6 separate regions of the Homo sapiens genome follow, and all the other regions are linked to region 1. A link is an interaction called in ENCODE POLR2A ChIA-PET data of the cell type or tissue named here. Cell type or tissue: PC-9. All regions are shown on one strand. Region 1 has its middle 17 kb from the start of TFAP4. Region 2 overlaps GLIS2 (GLIS family zinc finger 2). Region 3 overlaps CORO7-PAM16 (CORO7-PAM16 readthrough). Region 4 overlaps CLUAP1 (clusterin associated protein 1). Region 5 overlaps PPL (periplakin). Region 6 overlaps HMOX2 (heme oxygenase 2).

Evidence for each region. ChIA-PET counts read pairs that join two places held together with the same protein. Peaks named below come from ENCODE experiments on the same cell type or tissue, not always from the same donor. Only the 100,000 strongest peaks of a DNase experiment are listed, where the experiment ranks them.
Region 2: POLR2A ChIA-PET joins it to region 1 with 7 read pairs; 26 of 35 experiments call an interaction of 5 or more read pairs at or near these places.
Region 3: POLR2A ChIA-PET joins it to region 1 with 8 read pairs; 9 of 35 experiments call an interaction of 5 or more read pairs at or near these places.
Region 4: POLR2A ChIA-PET joins it to region 1 with 11 read pairs; 1 of 35 experiments calls an interaction of 5 or more read pairs at or near these places.
Region 5: POLR2A ChIA-PET joins it to region 1 with 15 read pairs; 1 of 35 experiments calls an interaction of 5 or more read pairs at or near these places.
Region 6: POLR2A ChIA-PET joins it to region 1 with 8 read pairs; 1 of 35 experiments calls an interaction of 5 or more read pairs at or near these places.

The regions. Positions count from the first base shown.
Region 1 is chr16:4,288,135-4,292,134 of GRCh38, reverse strand. No RefSeq gene overlaps it. Among named protein-coding and RNA genes, the nearest start is that of TFAP4, 17 kb to the right of the region's middle. RefSeq lists enhancers at 1,376-1,994, 3,594-3,703. In PC-9, CTCF peaks have their summits at 1,411 (motif pointing left), 3,343 and 3,549 (motif pointing left); DNase peaks (open chromatin) are centred at 1,384, 1,734 and 3,464; H3K27ac peaks cover 1,448 bases.
Region 2 is chr16:4,337,323-4,341,322 of GRCh38, reverse strand. GLIS2 (GLIS family zinc finger 2) reads right to left here. Exons shown (of 7, transcript NM_032575.3): 7 at 1,728-4,000. The coding sequence ends at 3,799. It overlaps CORO7-PAM16 (CORO7-PAM16 readthrough), which reads left to right. Exons shown (of 31, transcript NM_001201479.2): 30 at 338-403; 31 at 918-1,072. The coding sequence ends at 1,004. It overlaps PAM16 (presequence translocase associated motor 16), which reads left to right. Exons shown (of 5, transcript NM_016069.11): 4 at 338-403; 5 at 918-1,072. The coding sequence ends at 1,004. Among named protein-coding and RNA genes, the nearest start is that of GLIS2-AS1, 11 kb to the right of the region's middle. RefSeq lists enhancers at 289-1,034, 1,035-1,781. In PC-9, no CTCF peak of the experiment used is centred here; no DNase peak of the experiment used is centred here.
Region 3 is chr16:4,386,582-4,390,581 of GRCh38, reverse strand. CORO7-PAM16 (CORO7-PAM16 readthrough) reads left to right here. Exons shown (of 31, transcript NM_001201479.2): 8 at 1,951-2,037; 9 at 2,514-2,596. CORO7 (coronin 7) reads left to right here. Exons shown (of 28, transcript NM_024535.5): 8 at 1,951-2,037; 9 at 2,514-2,596. Among named protein-coding and RNA genes, the nearest start is that of VASN, 17 kb to the right of the region's middle. In PC-9, no CTCF peak of the experiment used is centred here; a DNase peak (open chromatin) is centred at 2,161.
Region 4 is chr16:3,507,962-3,511,961 of GRCh38, reverse strand. CLUAP1 (clusterin associated protein 1) reads right to left here. Exons shown (of 12, transcript NM_015041.3): 4 at 3,494-3,673. Among named protein-coding and RNA genes, the nearest start is that of CLUAP1, 9.0 kb to the right of the region's middle. RefSeq lists an enhancer at 1,988-2,047. In PC-9, no CTCF peak of the experiment used is centred here; a DNase peak (open chromatin) is centred at 2,251; H3K27ac peaks cover 476 bases.
Region 5 is chr16:4,922,902-4,926,901 of GRCh38, reverse strand. The region is part of intron 1 of PPL (periplakin); the gene reads left to right. It overlaps LOC105371064 (a long non-coding RNA gene), which reads right to left. Exons shown (of 4, transcript XR_933028.3): 3 at 3,557-3,729; 4 at 974-1,226. Among named protein-coding and RNA genes, the nearest start is that of PPL, 12 kb to the left of the region's middle. In PC-9, no CTCF peak of the experiment used is centred here; DNase peaks (open chromatin) are centred at 901 and 1,771; H3K4me3 peaks cover 368 bases; H3K27ac peaks cover 2,414 bases.
Region 6 is chr16:4,498,319-4,502,318 of GRCh38, reverse strand. All of the region lies in intron 1 of HMOX2 (heme oxygenase 2), which reads right to left. Among named protein-coding and RNA genes, the nearest start is that of HMOX2, 24 kb to the right of the region's middle. RefSeq lists a silencer at 1,717-2,011. In PC-9, no CTCF peak of the experiment used is centred here; DNase peaks (open chromatin) are centred at 1,838 and 3,268; H3K27ac peaks cover 2,599 bases.

The sequences.
Region 1 (4,000 bases):
AGTGATCTGCCCACCTCAGCCTCCCAAAGTGCTGAGATTACAGGCGTGAGCCACCATACCCGGCTCTTTGTTTTTTTCAAGAGTCTCACTTGCTTGCCCTGGCTGGAGTGCAGTGACATGATCATGGCTCACTGCAGCCTCAACCTTTTGGCCTCAAGTGATCCTACCTCCTCAGCCTCCCAAGTATCTGGGCCAGGTGCACCACCAACACACCCAGTTAATTTTTAAATTTTTGTAGAGAAGGAGTCTTGCTATGTTGTCCAGGCTGGTCTCAAACTCCTGGGCTCAAGTGATCCTCCTACCTCAGTCTCCCGAAGTGCTGGGGTTACAAGTGTGAGCCACGGCCCCTAGCTCCCCTTGATTTCTTGTGGGCCTCCTTTGACCCTCCACTCTCTCTGGCCACACTGCCTTGGTTCCTTGGCTGGCTCTTTTCTCTTTCTCTCTCTCTCTCTCCTTTCTTTTTTCTTTTTTTGAGATGGAGTCTCGCCCTGTTGCCCAGGCTGGAGTGCAGTGGCGCAATTTCGGCTCACTGCAAGCTCCACCTCCTGGGTTCACGCCATTCTCCTGCCTCAACCTTCTGAGTAGCTGGGACTACAGGTGCCCGCCACCACGCCCGGCTAATTTTTTGTATTTTTAGTAGAGATGGGGTTTCACCATGTAGCCAGGATGGTGTCGATCTCCTGACCTCATGATCTGCCTGCCTCAGCCTCCCAAAGTGCTGGGATTACAGGCGTGAGCCACCGTGTCTGGCCTCTTTCTTTCTTTCTTTCATCTTTCTTTCTTTTTTTTAATTTTTGACGTAGTCTCACTCTGTCGCCCAGGCTGCAGTGCAGTGGCACGATCTCGACTCACTGCAATCTCTGCCTCCTGGGTTCAAGCGACTCTCCTGCCTCAGCCTTCTGAGTAGCTAGGATTACAGGGGTACGCCACCAAGCCCAGCTAATGTTTGTATTTTTAGCAAAGACAGGGTTTCACTATGTTGGCCAGGCTGATCTCGAACTCCTGACCTCAGTTGATCCACCTGCCTCGGCCTCCCAAATGCTGGGATTACAGGTGTCAGCCACAACGCCTGGCCTGATTTACTCTCATTTTCTATTAACCAGAGGCCTCCTGGTGAGAAGGCCCCAGGCTGGGTGTCAGGGGTCTTAGATCTGGTCTCATGGTTACAGCTAATTCTTTGAGGGTCTTCAGAAATGTCCATCCTCCATGTCAACAGGCTCTGCTCTGCTTGATGAAATTATTGTAACTGCCCCATGGCCTCATAATCAATTGATAAAGCAGTTTGATGGCCATTTCTGTGTAAAGCAGAAACAGTCCAGCCAGCATGGCTGTGAATTGAGTGTTTCTAGAGGGAGTGCACTCGGTTGAAGGCCTGGGCACCTGGTTCCTCCTTGTGGACACTGAGAAGCAGAGAGGCACTTCCCTAGGGGAAAAGTCCCTAAAGGGAGCTGAAATCCTCTTCGAGTGTGGGAGGAGGAAGAGAAATTGAGTGCTGAAAAGGACAGGGCGGGTGAGCTGATGGAGGGGAGACGGAGAGGCAGAGGGAGAAGGAGAGGGAGAGGGCTGGCAGGCGCCCATAGCTGGGGCCAGAGAGAGAGGGTGCAGGGGACTCCAGCCACCTCAAATAGGGTTGCAGCCAGCCCCATTTTTGTGTGTTTGTTTGTGTGTCTGTTTGTTTGTTTTTGAGACAAGGTCTCCCTGGGTCACCAAGGCTGGAATGCAGTGGTGCAATCATGACTCACTCCAACCTCAACATCCTGGGATCAAGTGATCCTCTCACCTCAGCTCCCTAAGTAGCTGGGACCACAGCATGTGCCACCAGGCCCAGCTGATTTTTTTTTTTTTTTTTGAGATGGAGTTTCGCTCTTGTTGCCCAAGCTGGAGTGCAATGGCGCGATCTCAGCTCACTGCAACCTCCACCTCCTAGGTTCAAGCAATTCTCCTGCCTCAGCCTCTCGAGTAGCTGAGATTACAGGCGCGCGCCACCGTGCCTGGTAAATTTTTTGTAGTAGAAACGGGATTTTACCATGTTTGCCAGGCTGGTCTCGAACTCCTGACCTCAGGTGATCCACCTGCCTTGCCCTCCCAAAATGTTAGGATTAGAGGCGTGAGCCACCATGCTGGCCCTTTTTTTTTTTTTTTTTTTTTTTTTTAAGATGGAGTTTCTCTCTGTCCCCCATGCTGGAGTGCAGTGGCATGATCTCAGCTCACTGCAGGCTCTGTCTCCCGGGCGCAAGCAATTCTCATGCCTCAGCCTCCTGAGGAGCTGGAAATACAGGTGCCCACCACCATGCCCAACTAATTTTTGTATTTTTAGTAAAGATGGGGTTTCGCCATGTTGGCCAGGCTGGTCTCAAACTCCTGACCTCAGGTGATCCGCCTACCTCGGCCTCCCAAAGTGCTGGGATTGCAGGAGTGAGCCACTGTGCCCAGCCAATTAAAAAAAAAAAATTTTTTTTGAGACGAAATTTCGCTCTTGTTGCCCAGGCTGGAGTGCAATGGCATGATCTGGACTCACCGCAACCTCCGCCTCGTGGGTTCAAGTCATTCTTCTGCCTCAGTCTCCCAAATAGCTGGGATTACAGGCATGCGCCACCATGCCTGGCTAATTTTGTGTTTTTAGTAGAGATGGGGTTTCACCATGTTGGTCAGGCTGGTGTCAAACTCCCGACCTCAGGTGATCCGCCCACCTTGGCCTCCCAAAGTGCTGCGATTACAGGCATGAGCCACCACACCTGGCCTTAAAACATTTTTTGTAGAGATGGGGGCTTGCTATGTTGCCCAGGCTGGTCTTGAACTCGTAGGCTCAAGTGATCCTCCTGCCTCAGCCTCATGAGTAGCTGGGACTACAAGTGCACACCATCACGCCTAGCTAATTTTTTTTTTTTTTTTTTTTTTTTTTTTTTTTTTTTTGTTTTGAGACTGAGTCTCATTCTGTTGCCCAGGCTGGAGTACAGTGGCACGATCTCGGCTCACTGCAACCTCCACCTCCCGGGTTCAAGTGATTCTCCTGCCTCAGCCTCCTGAGTAGCTGGGATTACAGCTGCCCACCACCACGCCCGGCAAATTTTTGTATTTTTAGTAGAAGTGGGGTTTCACCATGTTGTCCCGGCTGGCCTCGAATTTCTGACCTCAAATGATCCTTCTGCCTCGGCGTCCCAAAGTGCTGGGATTACAGGCATGAGCCACCGCGCACTGCTAATTTTTTTTAAAGATGAAATCTTGCTATGTTGCCCAGGCTGGTTTGGAACTCCTGAGCTCAAATGATCCTCTCATCTGGCCTCCCAGAGGGCTGGGATCCCAGGTGTGAGCCATCGGGAACCAGCTGCATTTTCAGTGCTTACTCATGGCCAAAGTGAATCAGATCCAACTGAGGAGGAGGAGGCGCGCATCACAGGTCTCCCTAGACAAGCCAGGCACTGTAGGGATCTGCAGGGCCTCGGGATTGTGGGGGGCTGCGGTCAGCCCCTTCACCCCAACACCTACCTGCCTGGGGCTCCCCCACCGTGTTCCTGCTCGGCATCCACAAAGCAGCGCGTGTGCCGGACGCCCCCTACTGGTCGGGGGAGCCCCAGCCCTGTGAGCCCAGAGATGTCCCCCTGACTTGGGGAGAGGAGGGCCAGAGGACCGGAAGTGGCTTTGCTCCGAACCCCAGTAGGAGCATCTGACCCCCGTTCCGCCTTCCTGGGAGCATCCAGGATCCTTTCCCAGGCAGGGACTTTTTGCTTCTCAACCTGGCTCCAACGACTGGTGTCCCTGCCCCCGCCACCACCCCAAAGAGGCTATGGTTCCCCATATGCACGGGAGTATAGCAGGGCCGGAAAGGTCAGGTGCTGCATCCCCCTGCTCCCAGCAAATTTCTATAGCGGAACAAGCCTCGTTAAGACTGAGGACATAGATTCCTGCCTGGGTTCCATCTCCAATTCTCTGTATGTTCTCAGGAAATTCTCCTCCCTTACTCTATCCTACCTTCAAACCCCCCATCTGGGGCAGGAGAATT
Region 2 (4,000 bases), 49 kb before region 1:
AGGGTGGGAAGAGTGAAGGGAGGCCTGGCCAGGGAGGTCCGATGTGGAGGCTGCAGCTGCACCCAGCTCGGACTCCAACTTTCGGGAGCCACTGTTGCTCGTGAAGTTTTAGGCCTGAGGCAGGACAGTCTAGAGACAAAGAGTGCCTTCCAGTAGCAGCTCAGTTGCCCTCCAGGGTACCCGTCCCCATCTCTGCCTCTCAGTGGCCACAACAGCTGGGTGTGGCACACAGGGTGGAGAGGAGTCCTGTTGCCTCTCTCACGTGGCCCCACATAGCCTGCCCAACATCTCTTGCCTGCAGTCTGCAGCCCTCTCACCCGTCCCCTCTCCTCTGCAGAACTATGAACACTTATTTAAGGTGAATGATAAATCCGTGGGTGGCTCCTTCTACCTGCAGTCAAAGGTGAGTGGTCTTTGATTCTGGGAGGAATGAAGTCATGGGACCCCTTCTTCTCACCTGGGGCTCAATTCCTAGTTGGGGGAGCTGGCCAGCTAAGGGCTTGGCACACAGAAAACTGTGCCAGGCTTTCCCATGGTGCCCCAGCCTCAGGGAGGCCCCCTGAACTGCCACCCCTCTGACTGCTTCAGCTTTGCGGGGTCCAGCCACTCAGGCTGTGTCACCCCAGATAGAGCCCTCCCTCCCAGCAGCTGGGACTTCGAAGGAGCAGGAGCCCCCGTGGGTGGGGTGCTAGAAACAGCTCTCAGCTCACAGAGGTCACAGCATGCGCTGGGCCCTGCAGCCCAGCTCTGTCTCCCCAGGCCACCCCGACCCTGGGGTGCCACTGAAGGAAGCATTGGTATCCACCCACTGCCCTTCAAAAAATGGACCTGGGCTGATGGGAATAGGCCATCCCATGTGGGCAAGGGGTATGGGGCGGAGGCTTGGCCTCCCGGCCTGATTATCCGTGACCCACTAGGTGGTCCGCGCAAAGGAGCGCCTGGATGAGGAACTCAAAATCCAGGCCCAGGAGGACAGAGAAAAAGGGCAGATGCCCCATACGTGACTGCTCGGCTCCCCCCGCCCACCCCGCCGCCTCTAATTTATAGCTTGGTAATAAATTTCTTTTCTGCATTTCTCGTTTGCATGTGTCCAGATTCCAGAAGGCAGGTTGCTCCTCCTGCCGGTTGCAGGGCTGTGGGTGCTGGAGATGGGGAGGCAGCAGCCTTTAACAGCCCAGAAGGGCCGGGCTGGGTAAGGTTGGCGGGCAGCCAGCCAGTGGGCTCCAGCTGAGTCCTGTCACGTACAGGATGCAGCCGCTCCTGCTTCCACAGCACCCGTGCCAGGGTGAGGCTCCCTCCCATAGCGCCCCTGCCCCTCCCACGGGGTGGCGGTCTCCTGGCCCCAGAGCTCTTGTCGGCAGCCACCCTGTCCCTGGGGCAGGTTTGAACCTAGCACCTCAGTAATCTGGGCACAGTACCCCAGAATGTGGCTGGGGGGAGAAGGGCCTTTGCCCACCACTCTCCAAAGCCGCAGCGGGCAGTAGTGGGCTGAGGACTTGGACCTTGGGATGCTCCGCCTGGAATCTTCTGTCTCAGTTCCTGTCACCTGTGCGCCCTCAGCACCTACCTCCTTCCCAACCTTCCAGTTCCTGCTCTAAGCGGCAGATTGAGAGGGAGGGGCACCTGCAGGGTCGGGGAGAAAGCCCGGATCAGGCCTGCAGGGGCTCAGGGCAGTGGTGGCCTCATGTCAGGGCCGGGTTCCTGGCACATCCACGACATACAAGCCATCTTTGCAACTCACTTTTATTGTTTCTTTATAAACTTCCTCTCCCATGGAGGAATATATTGTTATAGTCATTAGCTTATCTCTTTTTTTAAAACTCTATGCTAACAGCAATGGAGCCAAGAGGAGGAAAACATAAGCTACGATAGAAAGGCACTTAGAACCTGTTAAAATACTGACGTCCTGGAATGTGCAACAACACACCAATGACAACCACAAAAAGTACACCGGCCCTGCCGAGCCTGGTCCGTCACCGAGTCGCATGCTGAGCTCGTCGGCCTTCCAGTGCCCTGTTCCTCCGCTCTGCTCAAGTCGCAAACCCATGACCCCGCCAGGGACTTAAGGCCTGGGGCCCTCACAGGGGTGGGGGGTGCTCAGGGCCTGGGTGGGGCCCGAAGAAAGGAGACCAGCTCCCTCCTACCTTGCTCATAGCCCCTTCGAGGGGCAGAGCCAGTGTGGCTGGGCCCTGTCAGGGCTGGAGTCCAAAGCCCAGTGGCAAGGTGGGCCGGGTCAGGGTGACCCCTCTGGGACAGAAGGGCAGTCCGGGAGAGGGTGGGGTCAGCAGAGCTGCCAGAGGACCTGCAGGGCCACTAAGGACCCCAAGGCTGTCCGGGCAGCTGCCTCGTTTTACAGATGGGGAGGTGGAAGGGCCTGGCCACTCAGAGGCCTGGTGACAGGGCAGGCCTAGAAGCCAGAACTCCCAGCTGCCAGGTGGGAGAGGGAGCAGGGAGAGGCCCCAGATGGGGGGTGCATGGCTGCGTCCATCCCTCAGGGCGTCCTGGGATGGGACTGGGGCACAAGGCCCTCCAGCACCACCCTTAAGTGGTTCTGGCCCCTGCCAGGGTCCCTCTGAGTGGCACAGAACCTGGGGGGGCCCACTGGGTGTTAGGGGTGGGGAAGTGCCTCTGAGAAAGCGGCCCAGCAGGGAAAAGCCAGAGGAAGCAACGTGTCATGGGTCCAGCACCCTCCTCCAGCCACTGCTTCCCTCAAGGCCTTCAGTCCACAGCCTCCAGAAAGCTCCCAACACAGCACTGACTGGGAGCCCCCTCCCCTGCATGCTGTCACTTGGAGCCCCCAGACCAGGAGCTGTGTCCCAGCCTGTGGTCGGTCGTCCCCAGCCAGCCTCCCCCTTCCTGTTACAGGACCAAGGACCCAAAGGCCTCTGCAGGGGGCGCTGCCCAGGCCAGGCCCAGCGGGGGTAGAAGGAGGAAGACGGGGCGCTGGGCCTGGCCCCACATGCTCCCTGAGCCAGGGCCCAGGTCACTCAGTATCTTGGCACCACAGCTGGCCTGGCACCTCCCCTTGCCAGCTCAGGGGCCCTCGGACCTGCTTCCCACGCTCCCAGGGTGCCCCAAAAGGTAGAGGGAGGAGACCCTGGGGTGCAGGGGTGGAGTGGCCAGCTATCCCGTCTGGTACTGCAGGCCTGGCCTGGGGTGAGGACGGCGGCTGCAGAGCGGGCCTCCTCCTAACTAGTGGGAGGCGCCTTGTCCTGGGGGGCATGCTTCTACCTGGGGCTTTGCAGGGGCCTGCATCTGTCTTGCTTTCCCTCTGGAGGCAGGGTCAGAGGGAAAGGGGTCCAAGGAGCCCCCAGGGCAGGGGCTGGGTAAGCCTAGGAGGGAAGGGCAGGCCTCTGGTCCCTGGGGGCTCCTCTCAGGAAGGGGGAGCCTGGTGCTAGCAGGGAGGGCAGATGCCACCCCACCCACCCCCTCTGCTGGGAGAGGGCAACTTGCCATGGGTGGTCACTAGGTGAGGGAGGTGCCAGGGTGGGAGAGGGAAACGGGAGGAGGTCGGGCAGGGGAAAGCCTCTCAGAAGCTGAGGGCCAGGTGGTGGGGGACAGACAGGAGCGAGGCTTCAGCACCCAGGAGCACAGCTCTCCCTGCATGACAGGCCAGGTCCCCACCCGGGGGCTGGGAGGCCAGCCATGAATGACCTAGCACCATCCTTGCTCCCGGCGGGCTGGGCTGGGGCTGCCCGGGCAGTAGGACATTATTGCTATTTCACAGAAGAGTTTCCGTTCGTCGGGGGCAGTGCCGGGAGCTGCCGGGGGGGCACCACAACTGTCCGCAGGATGGGCTCAGTTCACCACAGCCGGTTTGAGCAGCACCGAGCCCGGCGGGATGACCACCCAGCCAGGGGCCAACGCCTCTGGGCTGCTGGCAGCTGAGTTGACGCCCGTGGACAGGTCCAGCACGGTGCCTGGCAGCAGGGGGAGTCCATCGGGGCTTGGCCGGGAGCAGCTGCTCTCCGTCCTTTCAAGGGGCGTCTTGTGGCCCTCC
Region 3 (4,000 bases), 98 kb before region 1:
CCCCACCTGCTGGCTGAGCGGGTCTCTCTGCTTCCAGTTTCCAACTCTTTGCAGATGCCAGTTCCCATACCTGGCTCACGCCTATCAACCCTCCCAGCCTAGCAGGAATGACGCTAGGTCTTCCCTCACTTACAGTCTGGCGGTACCCTGCTATCAGCTGTGAGACATGCACACTTGACACGTGTCAGACACAATCCTGAGCCTTCTACAAGTGTTCCCTCTTACTCCTTGTGGCCGTCTTCAAAAGTAGGTCCTTCAGCACCATAGGAAAGGTTAAAAAAAAAAAGTAAATTCTGTTACAGTGCTTTTTACAGACATGGAAACTGAGGCACAGAGCTAGTGACTGACCCACCAAGGGAGGTGGCCAGGCTGGGGCTCTCCTGGGTCCACCTCCAGAGCTTCCTCCCCTAACACCGTGCGGCTCCCCCATGGCATGCATAGTCACAGGGAATGACACACTGATTTCTCTTTGGCCTACATCTACCTCCCCGATGTGTTTATTCCACGGGCACAGGGACTTTCCCCATTTTATTCACCATGTCATCTCGAATAGTGTGTGGCTCAAATACCCATATGACGAGAGAACAGATGAGTGAGGGGCACTGCTTCCCCCCAGCACCTGCCCTCTATCTGAGAACCATCCGGCCCCACTGCCAGCTCCTAGCACAGTTCTGGCCCCTGGGAGGCCTTGTGTGTTTCTTGAATGAATGAGTGACTTTTGGACAAGCTAAGAGCCACCTGGTGGGCTGCACACACGCAGATATTTGCACAACAAACACCAACGAGAGGGCAGGAGCCTGAATGACACTGTGACCCTCTCCGGGTGTTGAGGGCAGGGCTGGCCAATGGCTCGACCCTTGTCCTGACCCGATATCCCCTCTTACGTGGAGAGAGGGCAGTGGGGCCTTGGTTCTCAGGCTCCAGCCCCAACTTCCTGTGCCGGCCACAGCCTGGTGGGAAGGGAACAGTGAGAAAAGCCCCTCGAAGGACGGGACCTGGAGCCGTTTCCGATGGTCTCCCACGCTGGAGTCAGCCTCCACGGGCTGGGGAGGGGGCCCCAGGCCAGCTCCTCGCAGGCTGCTTCCCTCCCTCATTCATTCCCAAGGAGATCGTGGGAAGTTCGGAGGAAGCTGGCCATGGTTTGGGGTGAGCTATTTTTGGTAACAGGGTCCTTCGTCTCAGGCTCCAGGGGCCAGGGTGACTGGGAGGAGCTGTTTGCATTTCCTCTGGCCCCCTCAGCTCCCCACTGCCAGGGCCCAGGAGGACAGGGCCCCACCCACCATGTGAGCTTCCCTCTCCTCCCAGGGGCCGGGAGCCTTCCTGCTGGCAGCTCCAGCACCTCGGGAGGGCCAGGAGAGGCACTACTTGGCGCTCTCTGGACGTTGCCCAGAGGTGGGTCCCAGGCCCTGCCTCTTGCCTGGGGCAGCCACAGTGATCCTCGAAATCCCCCAGTTTACACGGTGCTTTGCCACAAGCCCTGCCCTTCCACATGGTGACAGCCCTGGGAAGCGGGTGGCACCGCATCGTGAGCCCCTTACACAAGCGAGAGAAATGAGGCATTGACAGAGTGTGACATCCCCAGGATCACACAGCTCTTAGGGGCAAGAAAGTGCCAGTGCCTTTAGCCCCTGGCGCAGCAGGGAAGGGGCCTGGAGCTGGGGAGTGAGGCAGCCCTCTCCTTGGTAGGAGGGACACTCGGGAGGAGCAGCCAGGTTGGCCTCTGGGTGCAGAGCTGCCCTCAACTGGGGCGGAGGCGGGGCTGATCCCCGGGGTGCTTCGGAGACCACCCTTGGTCCCAGTGGGGACGTGGAGAAGGACCCAGCCCTTCCCACCCTCTGTGAGGCTTTCAGGCAGGTGGGCAGCAGAAGTTCCCCAGCTCAGGCCCATTCCAGGGGGCCCCGCCCACCAGCAGGGCCCTGGGGGCTCAGGTCCACCTCTTGCCTCCTGCAGAGCACGCAGGCCCATGAGAACAGCAGGGATAGCCGGCTGGCATGGATGGGCACCTGGGAGCACCTTGTGTCTACTGGATTCAACCAGGTAGGGGGTTCCTCCTGGAGGAGCAGGGCACGGCCAGGTGGGGACATGTCCAGCCCTTTGGGCGGGGACGAAACCAATGGGAGGCGGGGGACTGAGGGCCAGTTCCAGGCCTGTCCATATACGGCCTGGCTGTGCTGCCGGGTCTCAGAGCCTCAGGGGACTGACGGCTGCTGAAAACTGGCAGATTCCATTTGTAATAGCTCAGCCTGACCCCAGGAGCCATAGTGGCCCTACAGGGACCCGAGAACACAGAGGGAACCGCCCCTCATCCTTTGTCACCTAAGGGTTCTTAAAGGGGCAGAACATGAAAACCCAGATTCTCTTTCCCTGGGGTGACTCCCACCCCCACTCCAAGCCCTGCTCTGGGGCAGGTGCCCCGTGTCAGGCTGCACCCTCAGGCGCTGGTTTCCCTGGGAGCCCCCCGGGTGGGGCTGAGGGACAGGCCCCTCTGAGCCCCTCTCTCGCCCTCCCTGCAGATGCGTGAGCGCGAAGTGAAGCTGTGGGACACGCGGTTCTTCTCCAGCGCCCTGGCCTCCCTCACCTTGGACACCTCGCTTGGGTAGGAGCTGCGGCACGCAGGTGGGCTGGGGGGCTGATGACCCAAGGCGCCGCAGGTGAGGGCACCTGATCCGGCCTGTCAGTGAGGCGGGCTGATCTCCGGGGTGTTCTGGGGTACCTGATCTGGGCTGCAAGGCCTTGCAACAGACACCTGGCCCTGTACCCCCGGAGCTTCCAGATGTCACGAGCAGCAGGTGCTCAGGTGCCCCTCTGGCCCCTGGTAGCAGAGTGGGCCCTTGGTCACCAGAGGTTTCATGGCTGGGGGTTGACACAGGTATGCTTGGCATTCAGGGAGAGGGTGTGATCCAGAAGTGCAAGAATACGCTTCATTTTTCTGTGGATGTTCTGGCAGGGCTGAGGCCCAGGGAGGCTCCAGGCTATGATAGGAGGGTGGACGTGGGCATTGTTGGACAGCCTGGCAGGGTGGGGGTGGGGGTGGAGGTGGAGGTGGAGGTGGAGGTGGGCCTTGGCTTATGCGGCCCACTGAGGTTTATGCGGCCTACTCCACACCAGCCACATGGCTGTCCTGTTCTATCCTGAGGTATGTCCCCAGGTGGGGCTGGTGCCCAGGCAGCCTGGGGGGCTCCAGGTGCACCTCATCCTTCCATCTGCCCCCAGAAGTGTGTGGAGAGGGCTTTTGGCAGTGCCTGGCGGGGTCCTGGCCAGGCACAGTCAGCTGTGTGCCGAGATGGCCTTGGCCCACTGCGGCTCAGGAGCCAGACACCAGGAGGCCCAGGGCAAGCATTTATGAGTGACTCATCTGTTCAGACCACCCACAACACAGCTGGGGAGACTGAGGCTGGGGGGGGTGTTCAGAGACGTAGCCAGGCAGGGCCGGGGTGGAGAGACAGGGACTCCATCCGCCTTCTGAAACTTCAACCGTGACTTATAAGGGCCTTGCTGGAATCTTCACAGGCAGGGGGATCCGAGAATGTCAGAGCCAGGAAAGGGGTGGTACTTGGCAAGCTTATTCATTCTTCCATTGCATAACTGAGGAAACTGAGTCACAGGCAACAGTGACCTGTCCAGGCTCTGGGAGCAGCAAGGGTATGTGTCTGGGGGTAAGGAAGGCTGCGGGATCTTCCGGGGAGTCCCCAGAAGAGCTCCCACCTGAGTACCAGCGAGAGCTCCTGCCAAGGGCTTCCCCGGGCTGAGAGCCGCCCAGAGGAGGGGTAGGGGTCAGGGTGACAGTGACGCCCTTTCCCACCCTGTCACACCCAGGGAGGGGCTGAGAAGCTGGCAAGGCCCATTTTACAGATGAGGGAGGCAAAGGTGAGCAAGATTCGGCACCTTCCCTGAAGCCATATGGAGGGTAAGAGGCAGAGTCAGGGCTGCCCTCAGCCTCCTGCCTGCTCTGGGCATTGGAGATTCAGGGAGGAGTCAGTGGGACCCGCCCCGCCTTGAG
Region 4 (4,000 bases), 780 kb after region 1:
ACCCACCTCGGCCTCCCAAAGTGCTGGGATCACAGGCGTGAGCCACCGTGCCCGGCCAGCCACAGATTTTTAACATGCATTCAACCACTAGCCTGTTCATGTCAGCTCCTACCTTTGGTTGGGACACGTGACCACAAACATGTGCTTCCCCAGTTACATGCTCACAGGCTGCGGGACACACGCTCAGGAAATGATCATCTAAGTACTAAAGAGACCAATTCCAGGACGCCTGGGTCTCTCCAAAAAACCTAATGTCACCTCAAACTGAAGCCACAACCAGGAGGGCATAGCTGGGAGAAAGCTGACGTGCTTCCTACTTGGACTTTGTCACAGTAGGGTGCCTGACGGCAGCAGAGCGGCCACACAAAGGGACAGCCTGAGGGACACACATCCTCTTGCAGCAGCCTGACGTCCTGTGTTTCGTCCTCCCCTGCCCTCCTTCTCTGCCTCAGACTTTCCTCCACAGGCTTGGAGAGGCGCAAATCGGGTGGCACCCACTAAGGACTTACAATGGTTCTGGGCTCCACAGATGGGCAGCTGTTGCCAGGAAGGTGATGACAACCACAATGAGGATTTAGCACTGAGCCCTGTGCACAGGCTTCTTTCTTAGGATGTGTGTGTCACCCCTTCTTCCTAGAATATGCTAACTCTTCTAAGGAGCCCAAACATAAACGTCTCCCTGCTCTGCTCACTCTCCCTCTCTCCTGGACAACCAATCCTCACCTTCTGGCTCTCATTTTCAACCCACTAGCAACAACTCTCCCTCTTCATTTGCAGCTGATGGCTTTGATAGCTTGCTTCCCTCTTCCTTAGTCCTCCAGGATCCAGCCTGCTCTGGCTCTAGCTGCTTTTCTTCCCTTCCGAGCAGCACATCCCCAAACTTCTTTGCAGGAGTCTGTCACCTTCTCTGCTTCTCAAAAGTGGAGCGAGTCAGAGTTTCATTCCTGGACCCCCCGTCTTTTCTGCTGGCTCTGCTCCTACCCTCAAGGCTTTAATACCATCTGTGTGCTGATTGCTCCCCAGCTCCCAGCTCCAGCCTGGGCTTTCCCTGGGCTCTAGTTTCACATACCAGCTACCTGTGCACCATCTCCACCTGGACAGCCAATCGGCGTGGCAAATGGAGCATGTGCAGAACCTTCTCTGCTTCAGTACATGGCAACTTCATCCTTCCAGGGGCTCACACAAAAAACTTCAGAGCAGTGATGTCTAATATAGTAACCAATAGCCACATGTGGCCATTTTCACTTAAATTACTTAAGAATTAAAGAAAATGCAGAACTCAACTCAGTTCCTCAGTTGTGCTTGCCACATGTGGCCAGTGGTTCCCGTAGAGTACAGCACAGAGGCGGAACACACCCATGAGCTCTGCAAGCTCTGCCGCACGGCTGCCCCAAGACCCGGCCTGTAGCACCTGACTTACTCTCAACCCATGCCTCATCCCGTGAGATCTACCATCAAAATATGCCCCAATCTCTAGACACTTCTCTTGCTGACGAGTGTCGCTCCTGGTTAAAAACCCACATGTGAGGACAGGCGCGGTGGCTCACGCCTATAATCCCAGCACTACGGGAGGCCGAGGCAGGCAGATCACCTGAGGTCAGGAGTTTGAGACTAGCTGGCCAACATGGTGAAACCCCATCTCTGCTAAAAAAAAAAAAAAAAATACAAAGCCGGGTGCGGTGGCTCACGCCTGTAATCCTAGCACTTTGGGAGGCTGAGGCGGGCAGATCACCTGAGGTCAGGAGTTCGAGACTAGCCTGACCAACATGGAGAAACCCTGACTCTACTACAAGTAAAAAATTAGCTGGGTGTGGTGGCGCATGCCTGTAATCTCAGCTACTCAGGAGGCTGAGGCAGAAGAATCACTTGAACCTGGGAGGCAGAGGTTGCAGTGAGCTGAGATTGTGCCATTGCACTCCAGCCTGGGCAACAAGAGTGAAACTCCATCTCAAAAAAAAAAAAAAAAAATTAGCTGGGCATGGTGGTGTGTACCTGTAATCCCAGCTACTTAGGAGGCTGAGGCAGAAGAATCTCTTGAACCTGGGAGGCAGAGGCGCAGCGAGCCAAGATCGTGCCATTGCACTCCAGCCTGGGCCACAGACTGAAACTCCGTCTCAAAACAAAACAAAAACAAAACAAAAAAGCTGTGTGTGGCTTTTCAAGCCCAACTATAGACCATGACAAGGCCTCACCTAGCAGGCCTCACAGGGGAAGCTTTCTTCCCTGCAGCAGACTTGGAGCTCAGCCAGTGCACTGTGGTTTCACGTACCCTGCGTGGCCACACTCTTAGGTGCACTCCCAGCCCCGGGGCCTTCATTCCTAGGTCTCCTGCTCTGAGGCCTTGGGCCTCAGAGTAACGGCTTAACCTTTATTTCTGGCTTGCTGCTGTGGTCGCTCCCTGACACCTGACGGCACCTGTCCCACCAGCACTCTGCTCAAAGCCACGGTCACCCCTCACTCTCCAAACAGGCTCGCTGCTTCCAGCCCTGCCGCCTGCTTCGGTCTGATGGCGGCTCAGCAGCCAGAGCAACCCTTTGGACGGGAAATAAGCACAGAAGGTTCCGCTTGGATCCCAACGATTCCCACCTTAGAGGCAAAGACAAAGGCTTTCCAGGGGCTTCCCAGGCGCCAGAGGGTCTGTCAATCCCAACCCTCATCACACGGCCTCCTTGCTTTTCCTCAAACACACAAAACACATTTTTTTTCTTCCCCCCAGACAAGGTCTCGTTCTGTTGCCTAGGCGGGAGCGCAGTGCCATGAACATGGCTTGACTGCCTGGGCTCAAGAGATCTTCCCACCTCAGCCTCCTGGGCAGCTGGGACCACAGGTGTGTACCACCACGCCTAGCTAATTTTTTTCTTTTTTTTGGTAAAAATGGCGTCTCACTATGTTGCCCAGGTTGGTCTGGAACTCTTGGCATCAAAGGATCCTCCCACCTCGGCCTCCCAAAGTGTTTGGCTTACAGGAGTGAGTCACTGCACCCAGCCCAAAACAAATTATCATCCTGAGACACCCTGACGCCACCCGCCACCCGCACAACTCACTCTTTCCCTCCCTTGGATCTCTGCTGGAAACACCATCCAATCCATGAGGCCTTCCTGATCACCCGATTTAAGATCACTCTGGGCAGCATCCATCCCCATCCCAGCTTATTATTCTCCACAGCCTGCACTGCATCTGGCCTTCCACACCTCTTATTGTTCACAGTCTGACTCCCCTAACTGAAGAGAATAAACACACGATTTTTGTCCTTTTTGTTCACAACTGTATCCTCAGCGCTTGAATGCTACCTGACAAATACTAAGCTTTTAATAAATAGTTGAATTAGTGGATTGTGACTTTGACTTTATCCAAATGCTGATGAGCACAAAACTGACAAACTGCCCTCAGCTGAGGAGGAAGAAAAGCAGCGGAGCTGTAGCAGACTCCTTCCACTTCAGAGCTCAAGAAATCAACGCTCCATCGCCCACTACAAGGCTTTTGTTGTCCTTACCTTTGAGCCAAGATCAAACTTGAACTTGTTGACATCTTCCTCTACTATTTCAGAGCCCTCCATCCCCTTGGTCTTCATAGCATTATAAAGGACAGATGTGATCTTCAGCAGCTCTTTTACCGCATACCCATCTGCTTGATAAAGCTTCTTAGTGTTGAGTTTTATATGTGCCTTGGTGGCCTATTTTTAGACCAAAAAAAAAAAAAGTTGAAGGCCCTTTCCATGTAATGTCTAAACTAAATCCCATGTAGGTGAGTTGAAAATGCCTCTGCTGACAACTGGGATATAACCTAATAAAAGCAAAGCATTCAAGTGACTCAAACATTGTGAGTGGTTGTATAAACTGGGACAATCTTGATGGAGAGCAATTTGGTAAAAGACATCAAAATTACAAATGCACATATCTTTTGACCCAGCAATCCCAAATCTAAGAACTTATTCTAGGGACACACTCAAACACAAACAAAATGAGATGTACAGGTTATTTGTTACAGCACTGTTCCAAAG
Region 5 (4,000 bases), 630 kb before region 1:
TTTTTTTTGTTTTTTTTTTTTTTGAGACAGAGTCTTGCTCTGTTGCCCAGGCTGGAGTGCAGTGGCACAATCTCAGCTCACTGCAAGTTCTGCCTCCCAGGTTCACGCCATTCTCCCGCCTCAGCCTCCCAAGTAGCTGGGACTACAGACGCCTGCCACCACGCCCGGCTATTTTTGTTTTTGTATTTATCGTAGAGATGGGGTTTCACCATGTTAGCCAGGATGGTCTCAATCTCCTGACCTCGTGATCTGCCCGCCTCGGCCTCCCAAAGTGCTGGGATTACAGGCATGAGTCACCGCGCCAAGCCAAATCTTTGTAATTATACCCATTGGGGTGTTTTTCCTTAACCTACCTACTAGCTTACAAGCTTTTGAATAGTTGGGATTTACTCATCTTTTGGGAGAGGGCCTTCTGTTGTCCTTAATTCCAGGCCTTACATAAGCTTGGGGCTCCATAAATAGGTGTGAAATTGAGCAGGTATTTTATAGCATGTGGACAATTCATATCTCTGGGGGCTTGTTAATGGTGAAGGGCCTGTTGCCAGGGCCTGTAAGGGGCAGAGAGATGACAAAGAGTTGGTGGGGTGGGGTCGAAAATTTATTTGGCAATTACTGAATATCTAGAAAGTGCCCAGTTGGGGCTGCAGCAGTTACAAGCATAGACCTCTTACTAACCTATTGACCCTGAGCAAGTGGTCTTCCTGAGGCTCAGTTTCCTCATCTGCAATGGAGCTATGATAGCACGTACCTCAACTAGTTGTTATAAGGATCAGAGATGAAACCTGCTTCCGGTGCTAGGGTAGGGTGTGGGCCAGGAAGGTGCTCACTCAATGGCAGTTGCTTCCGCCTGAAAGGTCTGTTTGGAGGGACAGGCTGGGAGTCCCTTGTGGGGACAACTTAGGAGAATGACTCAGTCTCCGTTTACCATCACTAATCCTTACCCAACCAACCACTGGGATTAATTGTACTGATGAAAATGACAACAAACTGTAAATCACTCTGCTTCCCTGGGTGGTGAATGCCTGGTCCCATCATCCTGTCTCTCCGATGTCTCTTGTCCCTTTGTCTGTAAGGGGTGGGTGTGGATTGATACTGATGTCCCCTTTGTACTGAGAAGGTGGCTTTTTGAAGCCCGTCTTCATGGGTTCGAATCTTGGCACCACCACTTCCCAGCTGTGTAAACTCGGACCAGTTTCTTAACTTCTGTGAGCCTCAGTTATCTTCACCTAGAACACAGAGACATAAGAGTTACCGAATTGCATTAAAACATCTGCTCAGTTCAACACCTATTTATTGAGCCCAGCCCTACGCAAGGTGTGGAATTAAGGTTATAGAAGGGCCCCCAAAAAGGTGAGTAAGTTCTTTTTGTCCAAAAATTTAATAGCCTAATAGGTAGGATTAAGAGCCCCAGTAACACTAAGGGTGGCTACTTCCTAGGGCTATGAGACGTCAATGGGTGATGCACAAAAGGACTGAGCGGTCGCTGGGCACCCAGTAGGTGCCCTCAGTGTTGTTACTATTCATCAGTTATTTCCTGAGTGTCCACGGTGGTTGCCTTTGTGTCAGAGCCAGGGCAGATGTTTCAGGAGCCAGGCAGTGTTTAAAGAAGGTAGGGGCAGAGGGCTACTCGGCACCGGAGGTGCACCTCCCCCAAGCTGGCCCTCCAGGCAGGCAGGACGCCAGAAGAGGATGACCGTGGTGGCAGGAGGCCCAGCCCCTTCTCTGGGCTCTGGGACAGGTGAGGCTGGTTCCAGGGAGGGGTGTACCCTCCTGTGCGTTCCAGACATTCCAGCAGCAATGCAACCCCAATACACACCCACTGAGACAGAATTAACCCCCAGAGGAAGGAACTGCAGATGTGATCAAAGGCCAGTGGCCCTGGCCAGGCAGGGAGTGCTGAGCCTGCAGGGACCTGTGTCCACACATGGGAGGAGAGTGCAGGCTGGGCTGTGAGCCAGCAGGGGACACAGCAGTTCTGGGCGACAGGGACAGCTGGGGTGGAGGTGATGGCAGGAACGTGGCCCCTCCGATGTTGCTAAAGTATGATCTGTTACCGGGGTGGCTGCTCTCGCAGCCTGGAGAAGGGGATGGCTGTGAGCAGGCCAGGTGCCTCCAGCACAGCCCCATGGCCTATGGACAGGGTTGCAGGGGCTCTGGGGACCTGGGGAAGGGTGTCTTGCTGCGGTCTTCGTGCCAGGGTCCTCCACACCCAGGCACCAGGCTCCAGTGGGCACAGTGGGGAGCCCCAGGTTGTTTTGGAGTCAGGCAGCCAGGGAGGGACCCACAGAGGAGACCCTGTCCTGGGGCAGACATCTAATCAGTGAGTGTGGGCAGGAGGAGTCACGGGGTTCAAAGAGAATGAGCATTTATTAGGTGTCCCTGGGTACCAGGCACCGAGTGAGACTGGAAGATGCTCTGAGCGCCCATCAGCTTTCCTACAGCAGAACTGAGAGACTGTGGTCACTGCGGGCTTAGAGCAAAGCAGGTCCGGGTGCCCCAGAATCACCTAGAATCTCGCAGTCCTATTCAGTAATTACTGGCCCCGTGACATGGGCTGTGCACGTATGTCTGTGTGCCAGGGTTTGAAGACTTAGTGTGAAAAAGAGAATGTAAAATATCCGTTAATAATGTTCTGTTGACCACCTGTCAAATTGATCATATTTTGGATATATTAGGTTAAATAAAATAGAAAAAAATTCGCTCATTTCTTCTTACTCTTTTCACGTGGCTACTAGAAAAATGTAAATTCTGTGTGGCTCAGGTTCAGTTTCTGTTGAACAGTGCTGGCCTTGCATACAAAGCAACTTAATACCTGAACTCCTGTGGGAATGTTTTCCAGCTGTTGAGTGTCTTTCTGCTTGTTCCGTGACAAGCAGGCATGATAACCCCATTTATGTTGAAAGAAATTAAGGCTGAGACAGGTGGAGTAATACATGCTGTTATTCCAAAAGCCAGCATAGTTCATTCAGTCTGATGGGCGCTACGGACATGGCAGTGAACAACAGACAAAGAGCCCTGCCCTGGCAAGGCCCCCACCAGTGACACGGAGGAAGAGGATGAAACCCAGTTATCCTAATCATGGTGCGGCCACACCCAAAGCGCTTTCATTTATAAGGGTTATCTCCTTGAATTATCTCAACCCTCTGCAGTGGGATCAATTCCTATCCCTGTCTCAGAGATGAGGAAACTGAGGCACAGAGAGACTAAGGAATCTGCCCGAGCCCACACCTGGGTTAGAGCCACAACACAGGCTACGTTCCCTGCCCTGGCCAGGCTGCCTCAGTTTCCTCCCCTGCAGGCAGGGTAGAAAGAATGGGCCAGTTGGTGCCATGTGACTTGAACAGGTACAGCTGAAGACATCAAGGGTGGCTCTTGAAGCCACCCCCACCCAGGGAGCCCCCTTCCAGGTCGCTGATGGCTGGAAGGTTGCCATTCATGGTGTCCTTGGAGGGTCCACGTCTCTCCTGGGGGCAGGAGGCCGGGAAGCATATCTCCCCAACTCTTAGGTCTTTGTATGATGCAACCAGATCATCCCATCATCCAAACTAAAACTTACCTGTGCTCCCAAATGCTCTCAGAAAAGAGAGTGGGTGGCTGTTGCATTGGGCCAGGTAAGAAGTGGTGACTTTGATCAAGGTGAGGCCAGAGGGGCAGATGGAGGAGGATGCGCAGGAGACGCGTTCCCAGGTAGAACCAGTGGAGGGAGAAGCAGGGACAGGTCTCAGGGATCTGTTGGCATAACCGGGTAGACAGGTCCTCCCCACCCTCCCCTTCTGCAGTTTCCCTTATGCGGACGGAAGAACGTTCTCAGAGCAGTGGGAACACCCTGTACCCTTCAAATCCCCAAACCTACTGACTCTGATCCTTAGCCCAAACCCAAGACAGCTGAAGCGGGCTGTGCGTTTGTCCCCCAGCTAGGCCCAGGGAGTGGGCATCTGGGACGCAGGATCTCCTGTCCTCCCGACACCTCATTACCCATATATGGGCACCAGCCTCTCCT
Region 6 (4,000 bases), 210 kb before region 1:
TGTTTTACTCAATAATAACTGCATGCTCTGGGAGAGTATAGTCTTGCTTAATTAAACAACAAGTCCTTGTGCTTCTCCGAAAAATACAAAAAGGAGCCAGGCACAGTGGTTCGCACCTATAATCCCAGCATTTAGGGAGGCCGAGGTGGGCAGATCACCTGAGGTCAGCAGTTCGAGACCAGCCTGGCCAACATGGTGAAAGCCCATCTCTACTAGAAATACAAAAATGAGCCAGGCATGGTGGTGGGCAATTTTTTGTAATCTGCTGTCCACGACTTCAAATTTTCTACACTCAAAATAGGTTCTACCGATTTTACTTTGAAGGAAAGCTAACAGGAAGAATACTGAGTTCTCAAGGCGGGCTGAAAGTACCAACTACCATCTGTACAGACCTGGGGGCTGGGGGCAGAGGAGGCTCCTGGGAAGGCTCGGTTAGCATATTCAACCCACAGACTGGGGCCAGGGGAGGCGACCCTGTGGCCTAGCCACTGTCCAAGGGAGTGGCCACACAGTGTGGCATTCAGAGGCCACCTTGCAACTGCAGAAACATAATTTTTTTTCACTTTCTGAAAAGCTACATGTCCAGACTTAGTCTGGCTGGTTTCTATACTTGAATGCTCTTTTCTTTGCAGGAACCATTGGAATCTCTAGAAAATTGAGGGCCAAATCATAAATATAGAACCTTTTTAGACTTCAATGTCTAATATCCACAAGAAGCTACATGTTCCCCACCCCCACAAAAGAGAAAAAAAGATCCTAAAATATTCCACTCTGGGAAATACACTTCAAGAAATAGTAATAGTAATTGTAATCTGTATCAAAATAATACCCAGCCATACTATGATGTTAGGAAAAAAACAACACACAGCCTAAGAACAAAGGGCATGACTGCTCAAACAACAGTCAACAATGGAATCCTGGCACAGCCGGGGCAAGTTGATAAGCTGTGTTCATGCATGGAAAAGCCTACAGAAACTTTTTATTTTTTTAAAAAGGATCCCAAACACCGACTATAACTGTGTGCAAAAGTATACTGATAATGACAAGTGGGAAATTTGGAGAGCTATAAATACTTGTTTTTTGTTGGACTTTTTAGCCAACTGGCTGCTTCTTTTATATGGAGTGACTCAATTCTCTTGGAAAGAAAAAGGGAAGAGGGAGGGGAAGGCAGCGAAGGGAAGGGAAAAAAGAAACCGAGAGACAGGAATTGGACCAAGCAAACCAGCTAAGATCCCGCACTGCATTAACTAACTAGTCAATGGAAGCTCCTGGGTCCTCTTTTCTGTTACAAATTCTAGAAAGGCCAGTCTACCCTCTCTCTTTCCCATTTCCAAAAAACTGGGACCCTCTGTTTATAAAATCTACCTCCACTACTCCATAATTCCAGTACTCCTAGCTGTTCACCTCATCAGCTGCTGATTCTCATTCCAACACCTGAGCTAACAGAAGCAGTAACAAAGTTCCTATCACAGTTACTTCAAGCAAAAGAGGTTCCTTTAGACCAGCTCAGCAGATCCAGAACACTGTCTCAAAGCTTTTGCTCCTGCTAAATTGCTGGCATGAGGCACTACCAGGACTTCTGAGACAACGAAGATGGTAAATCCTCCTCCATGGAGACTAAGTCCAACAAATTTCAGGTCAGGTAACTCAGTGCATTGCTACCAGGTGGGAATATAATCTAAGGACTATATTATAATTCATTTCCCATCTGGTCATACAGAAAGGAACAATAAAGACTTCTTTGCCCTGGAGAAACCTGAACTGAAGGAAGAGAGCAGGTTGCTGAGCTCAGCCAGCACCGAGAGTAAGCAACAGCAGACTGACTCACTCCCTGGAATGAGAACAATTCTGCAGGCTTCTGACTCAATGAAATAGTGACACTTGACAGTGACCAGCTACTACACTGCATGAGATGCCCACAACATGAACTCGGGTTGTTACCCCACAAACACAGGGAGGCTAAGTGGCTGCTCAGAGACTTCTGCACTGGGACTCCACGAGTGCTCCCTCCCTGCTGAACACCTTGCAGTTGGGCATCAGGATTCTTACCATCACCCTGGATGGGGGTCCCCTGCCTGCTTCCTAGAAGGCTGTTTGCAGCTCAGAGCTCACTCCGATATAAAATTGCCACCATATTAATATGAGGTGATTACGCTTCAGCTTCCACAACTGACTGTCATCCTGTCTTCCCAGTTAAACCAAAAGCTTCCTACAAGAGAGATCCAGATTCCCTCAGATTCAGATCAGGGTCCAATATGACTTATAGGCCAGCACCCTGGGGAGCATCCAACCTGAGTTACAGCTGTTGCAAATACACAGATGGAGTTCCTACTGAGAAAGCCAGTTAAATAGAGGATTTGTGTGCCTGTGCCTGTGTGTGTAACAAGAAAATAACAGCTAAATTCTAAAATACCAAGTAAAGTAATACAAATTTTTAATTGGGTCCCATGTCTCTAAATTAACTGTATGAAATCTGTTTTGACTTCTCTTCAGATCTGACTTGACTCCTAAGTTTTTAACTGACAATTATATTTATGGGGTACAGTGTGATGTTTGGACACATGTATACATTGGGGAATAATTAAATCAGGGTTATTAACATATCCATCAGCTCACATGCTTATCATTTCTTTGTGGTGACAACTTTTAAAATCCACTCTTTTACCAATTTTGAAGTATACAATACTATTATAATATTAACCATATTAACTATAGTCACCATGCTGTAAGGCAGATCATCAGACCTTATTTCTCCTAACTGAAATTTTGTACCCTTTGATCAACATCTCCCCTTTCCACACCCACCCTTCCCTTCCCCCAGCCGCTGGTAACCAACATGTTACACTCTCCTTCTATAACTGACTTTTTCAGATTTCACATATAAGTGATATCATGCACCATTTGTCTTTCTTTCTTTGGCTTACTTCACTTAGCATAATGTCCTCTAGATGCATCCATGTAGTCACAAATGACAGAATTTCCTTCTTGTTTATGGTTGAGTAGTATTCCATCGTGCATAAATACCAGCTTTTAAAAATCCATTAATCCACTGTGTGCTGCGAAGACTAAGTGGGCTAACACGCATGAATGTTTGACAAAATGCAGCACCACCTCAAATATTGAGCTCTTACTGAGGAAGTCGCTGGTGAGAATGAGCAATTGGGTGATTGTTAAACACTGAGGAAGAACAAGAAATCCAGCAATTTCAGATAGTTCTGGGCAGGTCACACCTGAGGACTTCTGACTCAGACCTCATTCTCCAGCAGCGTCAGGAAATAGGAATATCTGCCCTTTCTAAGGTGAGCCACGTGAGCACTGGAGGCTAGAATACCCACATTGCAGATGCCACTGGAGATTGGCTGAGCCACATGTTTGGGGCAGCAGACAGAGCTCAATCAGTTCTAATCCAACAAGGCACGAGATAACAGAGACTTCTCAACACCCTGAAGAAGCCACATCATCTAGAACTACAGCTTCTGAGTTTATAGAATAAATGGCCTGAGGTCTCCTCTGAACTCTGGTACTACCATTCCTCAGGAAATGTTATACATAAGCCCTTTCATTTCAATCGCTGGGGGAATTCAATCCCACGGTTCACTGAACGGAAGAATAAATATTAACCTCTTGATAAAAGAGCAAATCCAGGCTGGGTGCAGTGGCTCACACCTATAATCCTGACACTTTGGGAGGCCAAGGTGGGAGGATCACCTAAGCCTAGGAGCTCAAGACTAGCCTGGGCAACACAGTCAGACCTTGTCTCTACGAAAAATAAAATAATTAGCCAGGCGTGGTGACACACACCTGTAGTCCCAACCACTCGGGAAACTGGGGCAAGAGGATCTTTTGACCCCAGGAGTTCAAGGATGCAGTGAACTATGATCACACCGTTGCACTCCAGCCTGGCAAGGGAGTGAGATGCAAAAAAAAAAAAAGAGCAAGTTAAGACTGAATCCAGCCGGGTGTGGTGGCTCATGTCTGTAATCCCAGCACTTTGGGAGGC